Linked DNA regions of Homo sapiens: region 2 is linked to region 1. Evidence: read pairs that join two places in POLR2A ChIA-PET (ENCODE). Cell type or tissue: PC-9. All regions are shown on one strand.

The links. Peaks named below come from ENCODE experiments on the same cell type or tissue, not always from the same donor. Only the 100,000 strongest peaks of a DNase experiment are listed, where the experiment ranks them.
Region 2: POLR2A ChIA-PET joins it to region 1 with 14 read pairs; 3 of 35 experiments call an interaction of 5 or more read pairs at or near these places.

Annotation. Positions count from the first base shown.
Region 1 is chr6:42,259,066-42,267,065 of GRCh38, forward strand. It overlaps TRERF1 (transcriptional regulating factor 1), which reads right to left. Exons shown (of 18, transcript NM_001395490.1): 6 at 6,686-6,732; 7 at 5,639-5,789; 8 at 4,255-4,503; 9 at 274-658. Among named protein-coding and RNA genes, the nearest start is that of MRPS10, 45 kb to the left of the region's middle. RefSeq lists enhancers at 1,119-1,639, 1,640-2,160, 2,098-2,147. In PC-9, CTCF peaks have their summits at 2,041 (motif pointing right) and 2,241; no DNase peak of the experiment used is centred here.
Region 2 is chr6:42,365,305-42,373,304 of GRCh38, forward strand. The region is part of intron 2 of TRERF1 (transcriptional regulating factor 1); the gene reads right to left. Among named protein-coding and RNA genes, the nearest start is that of TRERF1, 83 kb to the right of the region's middle. RefSeq lists an enhancer at 2,672-2,761. In PC-9, no CTCF peak of the experiment used is centred here; a DNase peak (open chromatin) is centred at 4,367; H3K27ac peaks cover 1,835 bases.

The DNA.
Region 1 (8,000 bases):
GCAGCCTTAAAAAGTGGGTGAACATTTCAACTGTTTCCTTATCCCAGAGACTGTAGTGATCACTTTATGCATCTGTCTCCCAATTAGACTGCGATTCCCTTGAGGATAAGGGCTATGTATTCCAAGTCTTTCTTAACACCCAGCAGCGCGTGCTACATACAGCCAATACTCCGCAAAAGTCTGTGGGATAAATGAGAAAGCTAAAGAAAACGAGATGTCCCAGGACTTTACCCAGCACCCAGAGCCCAGGAGGACGCTAAAGGGGTGACTCACTGGAGCGACACAGCAGCACCCGTGGTGTGGGCGTCAGGGGCGTCAGGGGCAGCTGCGGGTGGGCGCCAGGGCCGTGGCCGGAGATGAGGACATTGCTGAAGAGCCCCGAGCCCTGGCGCACCGGGCTCAGCATGGGTGGGGGCGTGTAAGGGGGCAGCTCGTGGGTGGGGTCCAGGAGCAGGTGGTCCCCGAGGACGCGCGGGGAGCGCAGCTGGCTCTGGTACAGGGTGGCGCCCGAGTAGGAGGCAGCGGGGTTCGGGTTGTAGGAGGGCGGCGGCGGGATGAAGAGAGGTTCCGGCCGGTGCCGGAACTTTTTCTTCTCCTGCACGGTCTTGAGGGGCTCCTCGGCTTTGGGCACACTCGGCTGATGCTTCCTGGGGATTTCCTAAAACCGGAACAACGATCTGATTCGAATACTTCAGCTTCCCCCGCAGGCCATTTCCACAGGTTCAGGGAAGGGGGCCTTCTACTGTCTAAGCAGAGAGCCCTTCTGCTTGACCCCCCCACCCCCAACGCCCCCACATTCTGACCACATCCATTTTAGGCAAAGCGAGTTCTGGTTGCTAGACTAGGGAGAAAACTAAGGTTTTGGAAGAAATCCCTAATTTCTGAAAGAGCTGGGGGTGGTAGGAATAGTGGGTGGGCAAGAAGTAATAAATTCAAATTCTTTATTGCTTATCACTACATTCCCATCTGTTTGAGTGGAATCCAGCTGAGTGGGCTCTTTAATTCCCCCATTGCTCCCCAGGGACGGACATCAGGAACAGATACCACATGTTCTGAGAAGGGGACAGAATAATCTCTTCAGGGAAGCTGGGACCGAGACCTGTGAGGCAGGAAGTGGGGGTTCAAGCCTAGCCAAGGTTCCTAAGGCCAGCGACCCACACCGGGCTCTCCTGGGTCACTTTCAGCAGGGGGGGAGAGCCTTCGATGACCTCTAAGGGCCCTTCCATGTGCTCACCTAAAAACGGATCTGGTTAACCTCCCCCGTCACCACCCCTCACTATTGCTCCCAGAACTCGTAGCTTATTTGTAGCAAACTCTTCTCTGAGGTTGGCTTCCTGTCAGGAGAGTTAGTTTATTTTAATGGCAGCGGAACCAAGCATAGTCTGGAAGGAGGATCTGCCACATGGATACATATATACTAATAAGTAAACATAGGCACGTAAACAGATGAGCAGGGCATGCCAAAGCCAAACAGAAACAGACTCGGGTTGTGTGGTAGCATCAGCCCAGAAAAGTCGAGAGCTGGGTGTGGCTGCAGAGGCAGTGTGGTTGGGAGGGGCCACGGGGATACCTGAGGGAAGGTTCTGGGCAGTCTGGGGTGCCCTCTCAGGCCCTGCAGGCCAGGGGCCAGTCACAGCTGCAGGTCCTGGAGACTCCTGAGCCCAGGGTGGCGCCTGGGTAGGAAGCAGCAGGGGGTGATGGGAAGGGCTGGCTACGGTCATGTGACCATCTGCCTCCAGGCCATGTGACCTGCCCCATGGGCTCCTCTGCTCTGGGCTCCTCTCCCTCCAGAGCTTCAGGCTCTGCCCCCTTCTGTTTCTCCCTCAGCTTCTCTGCCTTCCATGGTGCCATCCTGGCCTCTAGGAGAGGAGTCTAGGGAGGCAGAGAGTGGGGAAAGGAGGAGGGGGCAGAGGGTCCCAGGCTCCCGGCTCCAGAGTGAGGTTCCTAACTACCCCCGCCCCCACCCCTCCCCTATCCCCGCGCCTCACCCCCAGGGGACCCTCCTTAGGCCAGCGCGCTCAACCGCCTCTTTTCTCCACCAGAGGGCTCCTCAGCGCCTGAGGCTGAGGCGAGAGAGGGGCTGAGGAGAATGGGGGAAGGAGGCCTGTGCCCCCCCCAAGGGGAGCAGCCCTGAAGATACACTCTGTTCCCGGGTAACAGATAAGATCATCCAAGAACATGCAGACCTTATATGATCTCAACGCAGCACTGCAATCCAGACCTCTGATCACAGGGCCAGAGGTCCCTTTTGGGCTCCCTCTCCTCCAGCTTCTTGTCCTGTTACTCCAGCTCTAAACCTGGATTTTCCGATCCTCCAGGCAAGGCTCTGAGCCACTGGGCAAGAGAAGCCACCCAGGATGTCATATATGGTTGTCACTTGAGAGGAAACACTTACAGTGTTCCACCCCACCAAGCTATTTGGACACTTTGGGGGTGAGGCCAAGCACTGAAAACTTTAAAAAGCTGCCCACAGAGAAGGATGAGAACCACTGATGAGTCCAACCCTATCAAGGTCAGGGGAGGAAACTGAGGCTGTGAGTGGGGGGCAGGTCTCAGCTGTCTTCATCCCAGCTGGCTAGGAGCCAAACTGAGATGGGCACTCGGGGCTCCTTCCTGGATGTTTTAATTTCTTTACATTAAGTGCCAGGGCCTTGTTCCCATGTATTCAGTCCCACCTACATGCTTCCACTTCAGCCTACCGCCCCCACCAACGAGGTCTCTCTCACCCTTCCATTAAGCCAAGTTCATCCCTTCCTTCAAAATCCTGCTCAGAACTCTAATGGTGATCTCCTGAGCAAACTCCCTTGCCCCTCCCCAGTCCATAATGACTTTGGCTACCCAGGTGTATTCTCATCCAGTCACACTTAAAGCATCAATTTCTTGTCTGCCCCTGTCTTTCTCTTACCATCTTGAAGGGGTGGGGGGGGTGTGCCTGGGACTCTGACCCCCATGTGACTATGAACTCTTAATTGAGAGTTCCCCAAGGGAACTATTTCCCCAAGGAAACACTGTTTCTCCTGCCAAAGCACGAACTTCCCTGGGCAAAGAGGGAGCTTGGATGTGTCATTTCATCTCTCTGCCTGTTGCTGACCCCCAAGTCCTGACGGCTTATGAGAATCTTCCCCCCAGTTCTCCATCAGTTTCTCTTCTTTTGAGGACTTGATATTACACCATAAAGGTTTTTTTCTGTACTTTTCTAGTTGTATTCATTATCTTCTCTCCCTCTACCCTGGCCCAGCCTACCCTTATGCCTCCTGGATTCCCAGCAGCTACCTATTCCTAAGGACAAATATGACCCAACATGCCACTTTGTGGGGAGGGGGTAGGTTTGATATTGCCAACCACACAGGTCACAAATTCCCTAGGGGCAGAGAGAGAGAGAGAGAGAGAGAGAGAGAGAGGAGAGAGAGAGAGAGAGAGAGAGAGAGAGAGAGAGAGAGAGAGAGAGAGAGAGAGAGAGAGAGAGAGAGAGAGAGAGAGAGAGAGAGAGAGAGAGAGAGAGAGAGAGAGAGAGAGAGAGAGAGAGAGAGAGAGACAGACAGACGGAAACCCTTCCCAGAGGCAAATTAAGCTGTTTGAGTGAAGCACTTAAAATTGGAGAAAGGAGAACAGTGAGTGAGAAAAACAAATCTCTTTGCTTTCCTGAGATTAGGGGTGGGTGGCTCTCAGTGGAACTACTTTGGGAACTTTAACGAATTAGGTTCTCCAGGGTATTTAAGCAGACAAAAATATTAAGCAACTGGTAAGGCTGCTTGTCAGAATGGATGCCAGGGCTATTGCCTGGAAGCCTGCTGCGCCAGTGGTTACCTCTTTGGTTGTGGATTTGGGAGGTCTGGAGATCCTGGGGAAGGGGCCAGGGCCTGGGGCAACAGCTGCTTACTTTCTGGGATACAGGACTTCCATATTTCAATAATGGCTATGATTGTCTCAGTGACTCCCAGCTGAATGATCGTCTCTGTTTAAACCTGGGAACACTTTCGGGTCTCTCAGAATCTAACCTAGGCCATTAGTTTGGCATTTAATGGGGAGCAGGCAGTGTGAACAAGGGTAGGGTTCCCAATGTGGCCACGGGTTCAGCCCTGAGAGACCAAGCCGTATCCAAGCTCAGGTCAGTGACTCTGGAAGGGCCGCCCCATCTCCAAGAAAGCAAAGGGATGTCCCCACCCAGGCAGGTGGGGCAGAGCAGCAACTCACAGCAGGCGTGCGGGGGGCAGCCCCTTGGGGTGAGTGTGGGGGAGAGAGGGTCATCCTCACGAGCACAGGCATCTCGTCGTCCGACATCGAGCTGGCTGGCTTGTCTCTGGCGGAGGGGGCGGCAACGGTGCTGTTGGTGAACCCCTGAGAGCTGGGCTTGGGCGGGAGAAGCTTGACAGGGACAGACACGGGCATGACCATAGGCGTGAGGCTTTCTGCCTCGGGAGGGAGCTGTGGTGGCGGCGGAGGCGGAGGCGGAGGCGGCAGTGGTGGCTGGGGCTGAGGCGGCAGGACCTTCTCTCCTTCCTCCTACACAGACAATAAAGGCTTTGATCCTGGGCTGAGAGCAGCTCTCACAAGGGGGATGCACTTTGCTTTTCCCGAAAGGTTCCAGGACATCAGGTATGGGTGATAGAGAACCGCTGCAGGGCGATTTCCTTCCTGCAATCCTGAGTCCCTTGGCTGGAGTGATGCCAGCTGATGGTGGAAGAGGCTGGACTCCATTTTTTACAGTTAAAAATTCTTGACCATGCATTACTTGTGTATTAAACTATTTTAAAAAAATTGTGTGGTTGTCATGCTTTTAAAGAAAGGGACACGGACTTGTAATCAGTCCAAAAGAAGGTACGATCTTGTGTAGGAGTTTTTAATTCTATGGGCCTTAGTTCACTCATTTGTCAAATGGAAATAGGCATTCCATCCTAAATTTTATTCAGGTCAGGAAACCACACTGGAGATACAAAACATGTACTTTTAACAAGTAAAGACAAAAGCTTTTTTAAAAAACATAATCTGGCATGGCCAGGAGATGGAGTGATCTGGGTAATCAAAAATTCTGTTCAACAGAGATTTAATCCCATAGATTTAAATTAAGAGTAACAATATTAAAATAATTCTGAGAAAATTTTTTGATTTTAATCTAACTCTAAAATTTGTGGATAGTTTACTATCTGGATATCCTACCTGGATAATCCAGAGGGTATTTAAGGATCTTTGGATGTTGAGCTGAACACCACTGCATCAGTAAATAGAAAATTCTGGCTGAGAGCCTGATGATTATATTAGCTTTCTCTGGCAATTGACCACTAATCTGGAAGGCCCCAGTGGGCCTGGTCTTGGGTGTGTCAAGCAGCAGAAGTTTAAAAATAATATTGCATTTACATGTTTTCCTTTGCTGTCTTCTCCAGGAGGCAGAGAGAGAAGCTGGGATGCCCTAAAAGGCTTTCTAGCGCCTCTGATTTTGACCCTTGCTCATCATAAAGCTGGGGAAGTGGGGCTGCTTGACCTGGCTGGCTCCCAGCGCCAAAGCCTAAGCATTCCTGTCAAGGGAGGACTGTGCCTCGCCAGGTCCCGCATGGGGCTCACATCACTCTCTGTCTGACGGCAGCAAAGCAAAGCAAGCAGCACACGACCTAGAAAGGACCGGGAACTGGCTCCTGCTAACCTGTTTGAGGTTGGGGGAGGCCCTCATTCCCCCGTGGGACCGCATGTGGCCATTCAGGGCAGGCAGGTTCTTGAACTCCTTCAGGCAGATGGAGCATGTCAGCTTGTTCTTGGCATCAAACTGCTCCCCAAACGCTCCTTTGGGTTGGCCACTGCTCAAGGGAAGAGTCAAATGGAGAGGACACATACGTTGAGGAAGGGGAAACAGTGACTTGCCACAAGACCTCATACCCACCACAAACCCATTTCATTCATCCAATGATCCCATTGTCCATGGCACCACTTGTATCACCCCAGTGCCCTTTAGAGAACAAAGTTCAATTTATAGATGAAAAACTGAGGCTCCAGAGTGGGAAAAGGCCTTCTCAAAGTCATGCAAGAATTGAACAAAATGTCCTTCTTCATACCAAGGCTTCAGGCAATGGATTTTGACTTGGGAACGATAGCTTATTACCCTTCCAGGGTCAGCCTGAGCCCAGCTCCTCCAAAAGCCTCCCCACTTAGAGACATTTGTGCAAGTTCCTGGGGCAGCCGCCGTACTGCACGCTTCAGCAGTTTATCAGGTTTGGCTAAATCTTTATTGACCATGCCCATGGGATGAGGAAGCAAGTCTGTACTGTTCACTGCTGCATTCTCAAAACCTAGCTCTATGCTTGGCACACAGTAGGCACTCAATAAATACTGAATGAATGCACAGTGGACAGAACATGGGCTTTGCAGTCAATCCCAGCATTGTTACTTGATATGTAACCTTAAGCTCTTTGAGCCTCAGTTTTCTCATCTGTAAAGTAACAATCATAATAGCTAACAATTATTGAGTGCTTACTGAGTATAGGCACATCGTAATCACACCCACCCTCATAGGTTACTTTACTATACATAATGCCTAGTGCTTAGCCCATAGTATGCACTCAAACACAACAGCTGCTATTATTATTTCTACACACTTCTTTGAGGAATGACTTGGAATTTAAAAATGAATCATGAGAGACACCCCAGAAAATCCTCCCCGTCTCCCAAAATACCAACAAGGTTCCACTCATCCTACCTTGACTCAGGGGACCCTGGCTGGGCTCTCCCATCAGGTAGGTGCATCTAATTTTGAGCCAAACAGGACACCGAAAAAAAGAAGAGAAAAAAACGTGTTCTGAAGGGAGAAGTCCTCGAGCAGTGGGAACACCAGGTACTCTTCCAGGACTCTTTCTGCTGTCTGCTTCGTGCTGACCCCATTCATGTCCACTCACTCCCTCACTCTTCTGCAATTGACTTCTGTCCCTGAATTGCTCCTTGACTTGGGACCACCGCCCCACTCCTGGAGCTGCTGCCAGCCACAACAAGCCCACCAGGATGCAACTCCCCCACCGTGTTTTTTCCTGTTCTCCCAGGGCACCCACTCTGTGCACAGACAGACTCCATTCCCATAAGGGACACAGAAGAAAGAGGTGGGAGACGCAGCATTATGCCAGGAGACCCCCTGATGGAATTCTTTTTTTTTTTTTTTTTTGAGACAGGGTCTTGCTCTGTCACCCAGGCTGTAGTGCAGTAGCATGATCATGGCTCACTGCAGCCTCCACCACCTGGACTTAAGCAATCCTCCTGCCTCAGCCTCCCAAGTAGCTGGGACTACAGGTGTGCGCCACAACACCCAGCTAAATTTTTGATTTTTTGTAGAGGCAAGGTCTCGCTATGTTGCTTAGGCTGGTCTCGAACTCCTGGGCTCAAGTGATCCTCCTGTCTTGGCCTTCCAAAGTGCTTGGATTATAGGTGTGAACCACCATATCTGGCCCTGGAATTCTTCTTAAAAAGCCTTAGCCAAATCATCTCATTCTTATATTTACAAAGGCTCTCAGTTACCACTGGTTCTGAACCCCAGACAAAACAAACTCAAGGGGAAGTTCATCTCTGGCCTTCAACCTCCATCAGAACTTTCTTTCTATCCAACCAGTTCCCATTTGGGGTCACCTCCTCCTCAGACACTGCTGTCATGTGACTGTATGCCTTGGAATAAGCCAAGGCATGAAAAGTGCCCAGCACATAGTAGGCTGTTTTCTGGTCAAATATTTTTGGGAACAAATCAAGGGTTAATCATGGTGCACAAGATGAACCGGCCTGCAGACATGTTTGTTTGGCTAGACTGTTTTTTAAAAACCCTTAATGAGAATGCTATGGGATGGGGCATCTGCTCTCTAGTTCACAGTCACCACCACTGCCTAATGTCTCATACCAGACAGTTTTGCTTATTTACTTTCCCAGCCTGGATCATGTGGGCAGCTAAGGTTTTCATCTCCACAATCACACATGGTATCTGCGAGACTCACAATGCATACTACCATATTAAAGGTCACAAAAAGTCCTGCAGTACA
Region 2 (8,000 bases), 110 kb after region 1:
TCGTAGAGGCACAATCTGCATGGATGTGGGGTTTTCTGTGACAGCCCTCAGTAGCCAGGGTTTAGGAGGAGAAGTTCCTAAAGCTGAATTCAAAGGCCCCAAGCAGTTCCATCTCTTTCTGTGAAGGCTTCATCATTCTCCCGGGCTCCCAGACTCAGAACCTCATACTCCACTCCCCTAATCCCTCCCAGTCACAAAACCATGCCTCTTCCCGCATGAGAAGATTCATTATTCCTTGAGCACCTACTAAGTGCTGGGTGTGTTACAAGTTAAAATCCTCAAACAAGAGTCCTGTGAAGTGTTTTTAGCCTCTATCTATAGATGACAAAACAGGTTGAAAGAGATGAAGTAATTTGCTCAAGGGCACACAGGTAGCAAGTGGCAGAGCTAAGATTTGAAACCTTCCACTTCCCTCTCGTCTTTTCTACATACACTACCACCACCCTAGTCCAAGTCCTCAACATTTCATTCCTAACTCTTGACATGATAAATGTCTCCTAAGTTACCTCCCAGCACTGCCCATTTACAGTTCACAAATCGAGACGGATCTTCTTACAGCATTGCATTTACTAATCCCGGCTCCATGCTTTGGCTTTGGAGGCTCCTCAATACAGGAACATTCCAAGCTCCACAGCCATCCCTTGGGATCCTTCATAAATGGTGCACATCTCCTTCTTCAATCTTGTTTCCCATGCGTACCTCTGCTCACCCCATCTGTAATCCCCTGCCCAGTCCATGCACCCCGTCAAGGTCCTAACACCCAGCACATTCCTCCCCTGCAGCTCTGCCCTCTGGCCACCCAGCTCCAGCCCTCTCCTGCAGTCTGCTGGGTGGCACCAACCCAGCTTACCAAGCTCTCCTGGCTCTTCTGAGCTCACTGCATCTAGCTTCTCTGGGCAAGAGCTCCCTGTGCCCATGTGGACTGCCAGCTTCTTGAGGGCAATGAATCGTGTATTGACAATGCTTGCAACTGCCCGCTGCTCAACACAGTGTCTCAGTTATTTGATCCACAGAACAATTCTGATGCTCAGGTGATATGATTCCAGAAGTTTTTCAGAAAATGTAGGAGAACCAAGATGGCCAAGTGAAGAGACACAGGGCCTTCTTGAAGCTGGGAGGCATACCTATTCTTCCTGTGCAGGAGGCACCAGAGTCCGGCACCTCCTAACATCCACTCTAACGGGGAGGAGGATGGCTGGGTTTGGCTCCTCCCTCCTCTTCCTGCACCTGCATATTCAAGGTCTTGGTGTCCTTCCTTTACCACCCTTTCACATGCTTTTGTAGACATAGATAGATATACTCTCTTCTTCCTTCTTCAAGGGAGAGCTTGAAATGTGAGAAATCCAGCTGTGTGGAGAAGCTCATGGTGACTGGCAGAACAGTCAGGACTGGGCAACCAGAAGCAGGAAAAAGAATATTCTATTTTGGGAAATGAGGAGCTGGACTGATCCACTTCGATCACCAGCTATGGACCACCATCTAACAATTCTGGGATTCCCAGAGCCACAAGAGGGAGATGCCTGGGAAAGGTGAAAATCAGCAAAACACTCAAGGGCCATCTGATCACCCCAGGCAGACAGGCAGATCTGGGTAACATGGGGCTGAGAGAAAACCACAGGTTTCAAGGGGATGCTGTCACCAAGATGCCCCATAAGAAATCAGGATCTGCCCAAACCAGGGGCAACCAAAGGGGCATTGTACTCCTCAGGACTTAGCTGAAGTCACAGGAGCACTGGAGTCAGGCCTGCGATCAAATCCTGACCTCGTCAGCCAGGTCAGCCTTCACCTCTTGGAGGCTGGCTCTGCATGAGTGACTGTGAGGCCTAAATAAAATTAAGTGTATAGAAGTATAATATCTAGCACAGGCCTGGCCTTACATAAGGGGCACACTCAGTGTTGCTCCCCTCCCCCTTTCCAGCCTTCAGACCTCACAGCTCTCTCCACTCTTACTAACAGAAACAAGCACAGAGGCCACAGAGCATTTCCCAGCAAGAAGGTTTGCAAAGAAGGATGGCAGAAGTCCGCAAAGAAACAAACAGGCCACCCCACTGCTGGTAAGAGAGAAGCACCGGACCTCGGTGAATGCCCGGGTTTCAAAACACACAAAGCTCCGAGCCTCTGATTGTACCTAAACAGGAAGTTTGTGACAAACTTAGAAAACACGCATGCACAATGGCAAGAGGCTGCACGCCACTGAGAAAAGATGAAATCCGGCCCTGCTGGGGGCTCTGTGTGGAGGAGAGGCGTGCAGAGCCAACACTCCCACCGCACCAAGATCTTCCTGGCTGTAGGGAGGCACCCTTACCCTGGGCTTCTCCTCACCCCAAGCATGGGAGGGATTTGGGCCAAAATGTGTGGAGCTGCTCTGGTTTCCAAAGCCAGGCTCTGCTCACCCCCTCCTGCTCTCTCTCCCACCCCTACCCACTCAGGCATCTAGGACATCAGGTACTCCCAACAGCTGGCAGGGGCCTGGTGACTGAGGTGTATAGCAGGGGACCATTTTTCAGCTGGGAGATCTTAGCACAGAAAGGGGAAGTGACACACAGAGGTCCCGCAGAGCTCCCATCCCCGATCTGATCTCCATCTGGCTGCCCGGCCAGCGTCTGTATCATCGGGCCCTTTAGCATTCCACAATGGGGTCCTCAGCTGCCATCTCCTTCCACTTTGACACCCTGCCTGGCCCTAACATTTTTACTTGCATTGCTCACACCAGTATGGGGCTCGATAACTTCAGTTCACTTATCTGAAAGTGCAGGCAAATGTGGACACAATCTGTGTCTCATCTCAAGTAGAGGACAAACTTGGGAGATTGTTCACAATCTCCCAAGTGCCCGTGGAATGGGCCCTGCATCCAGGCAGTATACTTGGTGGCTGTGCTCCAGTAAATACTCGGTAGATTAATACACAACATCAATACCTTCCTATTGTACCTCCCCAACCAGGTTATGTCCCACTTGTCTCTGAGTCACCCTCAGCAAGGACAGGTCCCTCTACCCCTCCTGAGTGGAGGGCCCAGCTGTAAACTCAGTCTCCTGATGGTTGGCTCCTCGGCGCCCCCACACAGCACCTCCCGCAGTGGTTTCCTCGCCCCCCCAAGTTAGGTTCCTTTTTAAAAAAATGACTCATTTAGGAAGAGACAAAACCAAGAACTTCAATGGTAAAGATAAAACAGCAAGCACCAAGACTCTAAACACCTCCCACTCCATGTAGAATTTAGATCCGATAAAGCTTCCCCAAACTGGACCTCCTAATTTGGAACTTACGGTATACACAATTCTTCTAGCAAAGACACTTCCAGTAATGTCTCAATGTTTCAGCGTCTTCTTTACAAATAGAGATGGCCCCAGGACTCCAGGCAGTAGTTTTTTCAAAATGAGGGAATGAGAAATTAAAGATTAAAGTCCACGCTTTGGACTTCTGGGTCAAAAAAGTAATTATTTGATGTTTTACTACATTTATGATTCTAATTTATTGATTGCAGGACATAGGCATTATATCACAGGCCTAATGAGAATTATGGGGAGTTTTTTAGTTAAAAAATGACTTCTTGGTATGTAAGAAGTTTATGACATTTGTGCACAGTATCTGAAAGGAATGAAATTATATGATACAATACAGAGAATAGTAACATTTTAGGGCTAAAATGAGCAATTAAGATGACCCGAATCCAGGGGTTCCCAATGTTAGCTGCATTTCTGAAAAAAATTCCCAGGCTCCCCAAGATTCTGACACATTCAGTCTGGAGTGGGGCTCTGACATCAACTGTTTCCTTTTATAAGTTTCCCAGTGATTTTAATGTGCCTACAGGGTTGAGAACTGCTTATCTGCAGATAAGAAGGCTGGGATCTAAAAAAAACTGAGGAGGCCAGGCACGGTGGCTCACATCTATGATCCTAGCACTTTGGGAGGCCAAGGCGGGTGGATCACTTGAGGTCAAGAGCTCCAGACCAGCCTGGCCAACATGGTGAAACCCCGTCTCTACTAAAAATACAAAAGTTAGCCAGCATGGTGGCAGGTGCCACCCAGCTACTCAGGAAGCTGAGGCATGAGAATCGCTTGAACCTGGGAGGCAGAGGTTGCAATGAGCCAAGATCAAGCCACTGCACTCCAACCTGGGCAACAGAGCGAGACTCCAACTCAAAAAATATGAACAAACAAACAAACAAACTGAGGAGTCCAAAACTGCATAGTCAGTCAGACCCAAAACCAGAACTGAATCTAAAATCTGCACCCCCACCCAGTCCGGTTCTACACGTTTGCTCAGGTTTTTGGTATTCACAGATTTGCTAAAACTTTTTTTTTAAACAAACAAACAAAAGAGGGGACTAACTAGGGCTGCCAACTTTTGTTTTGTCAAGCAAAGGTATTTTACAAATATCTACCAGTTATCATACTATTACCACTTCCTGATGTGTCTCTTGTCTATTTGCATACCTGCTGCCCTCTCTGGCCCAGTCTCCACCCAGGAGGTAAAATTTCACAATATCTGGCCCCGCCCACTGTTGCATTCACCTTCACTCACCCTGCTCCTTATGACAAATCCAATCAAAACCCAGGCCTAAAAACTTCTCCGTCTCCTCCTTCTCTAACTCCAGTTTCTGAAAGTCTCTTCTGTAACCACAAACTACTTCCCAGTCCCTCTAAACCTACCCTTCACCTTCCTCCTGACCTCCACATGAAAACATCTGTACAAGCCATACTAACAGTTTTGCTATTCCACACACATTATCCCTTCTAAATGTCTCCCCTACCAACGATATACCAGCAACTATTCAAAGAGGCTGCCTCTGAGGAGCAGAATTAGGGGGTAAAGGATGGATGCAGGGGAAGGGGGGGTCTCTTTATACCCTACCATTCGAATTTGGGAAAGCATATATTCTTTTCAATGGACACAAATCACACATACACACATACACACAGCAGGTTACAAAATGCATCTCTGATTTGCTTCTGTATTTATAAAAACACAAAAAATTGTCTGGGAAGTATGCATGTCCAGGTTCTAAATGTAAACGATATCTGAGTGGTGGGATTATGGGTGACATTATTTTCACTTCCCTTTCCTCTTTGTTATCTTTGTTATGTTTTGTTTACATAACAAAGAAAAAATAATAGTTTAAAACCTGAACCAGAGCTGGGCATGGTGACACATGCCTATAGTCTCAGCTACTTGGGAGGCTAAGGCAAGGGAATCACTTGAGTGCCTGGGCAACATAGCAAGATCCCATCTCTTTAAACAAAAACCATGAACCAAGGCATTATCTGATGTCCGAAACCTACATAGTTTAAAAAGCAAAGGTACCAGAGCAGGTCACAGACTGGCATAGAGAATTATCTCTTTTCTGTAAAATGAAGGGTCTTCCCCAGCCAGGCCCTCCTGGCTTCTGTGCGTGGCCTGGGTCCTGAGTCTACCACTGGCATTGACCCCAAGTCAACCCTTGGCCCTGCCAGCCCCCAAGAACAGATGCAGAAGAAATGTCCTCACATAGGTATAAAGCCCCTTCCAGAGCCTCTCTGGCCTTCTGAGGTCACCCCCTATCAGCTCTCCCTGGCCCCTGAGGAGGATCCACTATCCTCTCCTGAGTGTCTCCTCTGAGCCCTGGTTTTCGCTGTTTTCCTCTATGTTTTTCCCAGGCTATGCTCCCCAAGGCTTTCTGAGTCTCTGCAAAGGGGAGCAGCCACATACAATCCAAGTAACCCTCAGGCCCACAACCTGTAAATCAGGAGCCCAGAAACTCTTTAGATGGAGTGCAAACGGTGGGATTCTCCACAGTCCCCACGGCTCCCTAATGTTTTACAAGGCAGTGAAGAGGGGTGGCGGAGTGCTCTAGGCAGCAAGAACAGAACTGAGAGTTCAAAGGCCTGGAGGTCAGAGGGTAGGTGATGTGTTCAGGGAAGTAAAAGGCATTCAGGATAACTGGAGTGTCTCTGAGCACGTCCAAGGCCTAGCAGAGAGAAAACTCTAAGGAAACTTACCAAAATTCACAAGGGCCAGCAAAGAAGGGCCTAAACAAAGAACTCTCAACCTTTCATCTGCTGTGTCTCCTTCCAAATGCTTCCTCACTTGATCTACCCTTCCAGTGTCTAGGAGGATCTAGGCCAACAGGAGTGGGTGGCAAAATAGGAATAGAGAAAAAAGAAATGAGATTAAGCAGCCCCACACAGGAGGCAGACTGAGGTCCTCCCAATGTAGCGGTTCCCGAGGCCAAGAGACCTGATGCTCAACCCCCTCCTTGGCATCAGCTCCAAAGGCAAAGGACATTTGCAATGTATCCAAACTTCTGGGGCTCTCGAGGTAGCTTTTTAAAGAACTTTGAGACTTCAAGAGTGCCAAAACACAGATTGGCATGCTCAACCAGATGCATCTGTGACCTGTGTGAGGCCTTCTGGGGAACCCTACAGAGCTGGACTAGCATTCAGCCCCTGTCCTATAAGAAAGAAGCCATTGGCAATTCTGTCTCCTTAAATGTCCCCCCACATTGTGCTTGTATATGGCAAGCTCATCTGCTCAGGGGGAAATCTTGCCCTGTAGCAGCACTGTTCTGTTTAAGTAGGAGGTATGTGCCTGTTTTCCCTCCCTCAAAATCTCAACTAAGGCTGGGCGCAGTGGCTCATCCCTGTAATCTCAGCATTTTGGGAGGCCAAGGAGGGTGGATCACTTGAGGTCAGGAGTTCGAGATCAGCCTGGCCAACATGGTGAAACCCCGTCTCTACTAAAAATACAAAAATTAGCCGGGCATGGTGGCAGGTGCCTGTAATCCCAGCTACTCAGGAGGCTGAGGCATGAGAATCACTTGAACCCAGAAGCCAGAGGTTGCAGTGAGCCGAGATCAAGCCACTGCACTCCAGCCTGGGTGACAGAGCAAAATTCAGTCTCAAAAAACAAAAACAAAAACAAAAACCCCTCAACTAGACTGTAAGCTCCTACTAGAGTCAGCTCTAGCTTCTGTTCTTCATTTGCCTTAAAGAAAGTCCTCCCTGTTGGCTTTTGTTGAGCTCTTACTAACCAAGTAGAAAGCCAGTTCTCAAACCCATCAGCTCCTACATGAGGCTTCTGTCCAACAGCTACGGCTCTCACTGGGCTACAGGGACAGTTCTTTCCAATGGAGTTCCTTCAGGCCTCAGAGTGGCAATGGCTTCCCCCCACAGGACCATTCCCCTGTGACCACTTAGAGTCCAGTCTCTGGGTGCTGTATCCTCCCAGTCAGTTCCCTTCCCCCTAACTAACTTAAAGTCTCTTCAACTAAACCTTTTGAGTGAAAGAAAACTCACGACCTAGGATTCGCACCTAAGAAAGCTGGATTCTCATTGGAGACTTTGGAGATGCGCACACTCAAAACAGCCAGACAACATCCCAAGGGATGGCAGAGAATCGCCTGCCACTGATGCCTAATAGAGAGATGGAGAGGGATGAGAAGGTCTCAGAGGAAGTGAGATCTGAGTTGGGTCTCAAAAAATGGGTTCAATGGGGTCAACTGGAGAGGAAGTAGGAAGACCATCCCAAGCAGTGGGCCAGCACACACGTGGCACTGACCACAGGGTGGGTGGGGCCCCACTACGGAGGAATGAGACCCTGAGTCAGGCAAAGGGTAAGAGTGTGTGTTCGGGAGTCACGTCAGAATTGGTCTGAGCTCAACTCTACCTCTGGCTAGCTGAGCAACTGGGTAGCTTGCTAACCTCTCTCAGCTCCACATTTTTCCTCAGTAACAGGATGAAGACAAGGATAATCAGGGTACCCATGCTATGGTTGTTGTAAAGATTTAATGAGAGGATGCACATAAAATGCTGTCAATAAATATAATTTGTTATTCTTGCTACAGTCAAAATACCAGTGGCCATCCTGCTGGTGTGGCCGGGGCACTTTCTTCTTTCTAACAGCCACAGTGTTGTGAAGAAGGGAGCACTGGTGGACTGGGCACATCCTGAGTCACCTAAGAAGGGGAAGAGGCTGGGTGCGGTGGCTCACGCCTGTAATCCTAGCACTTTGGGAGGCCCAGGTG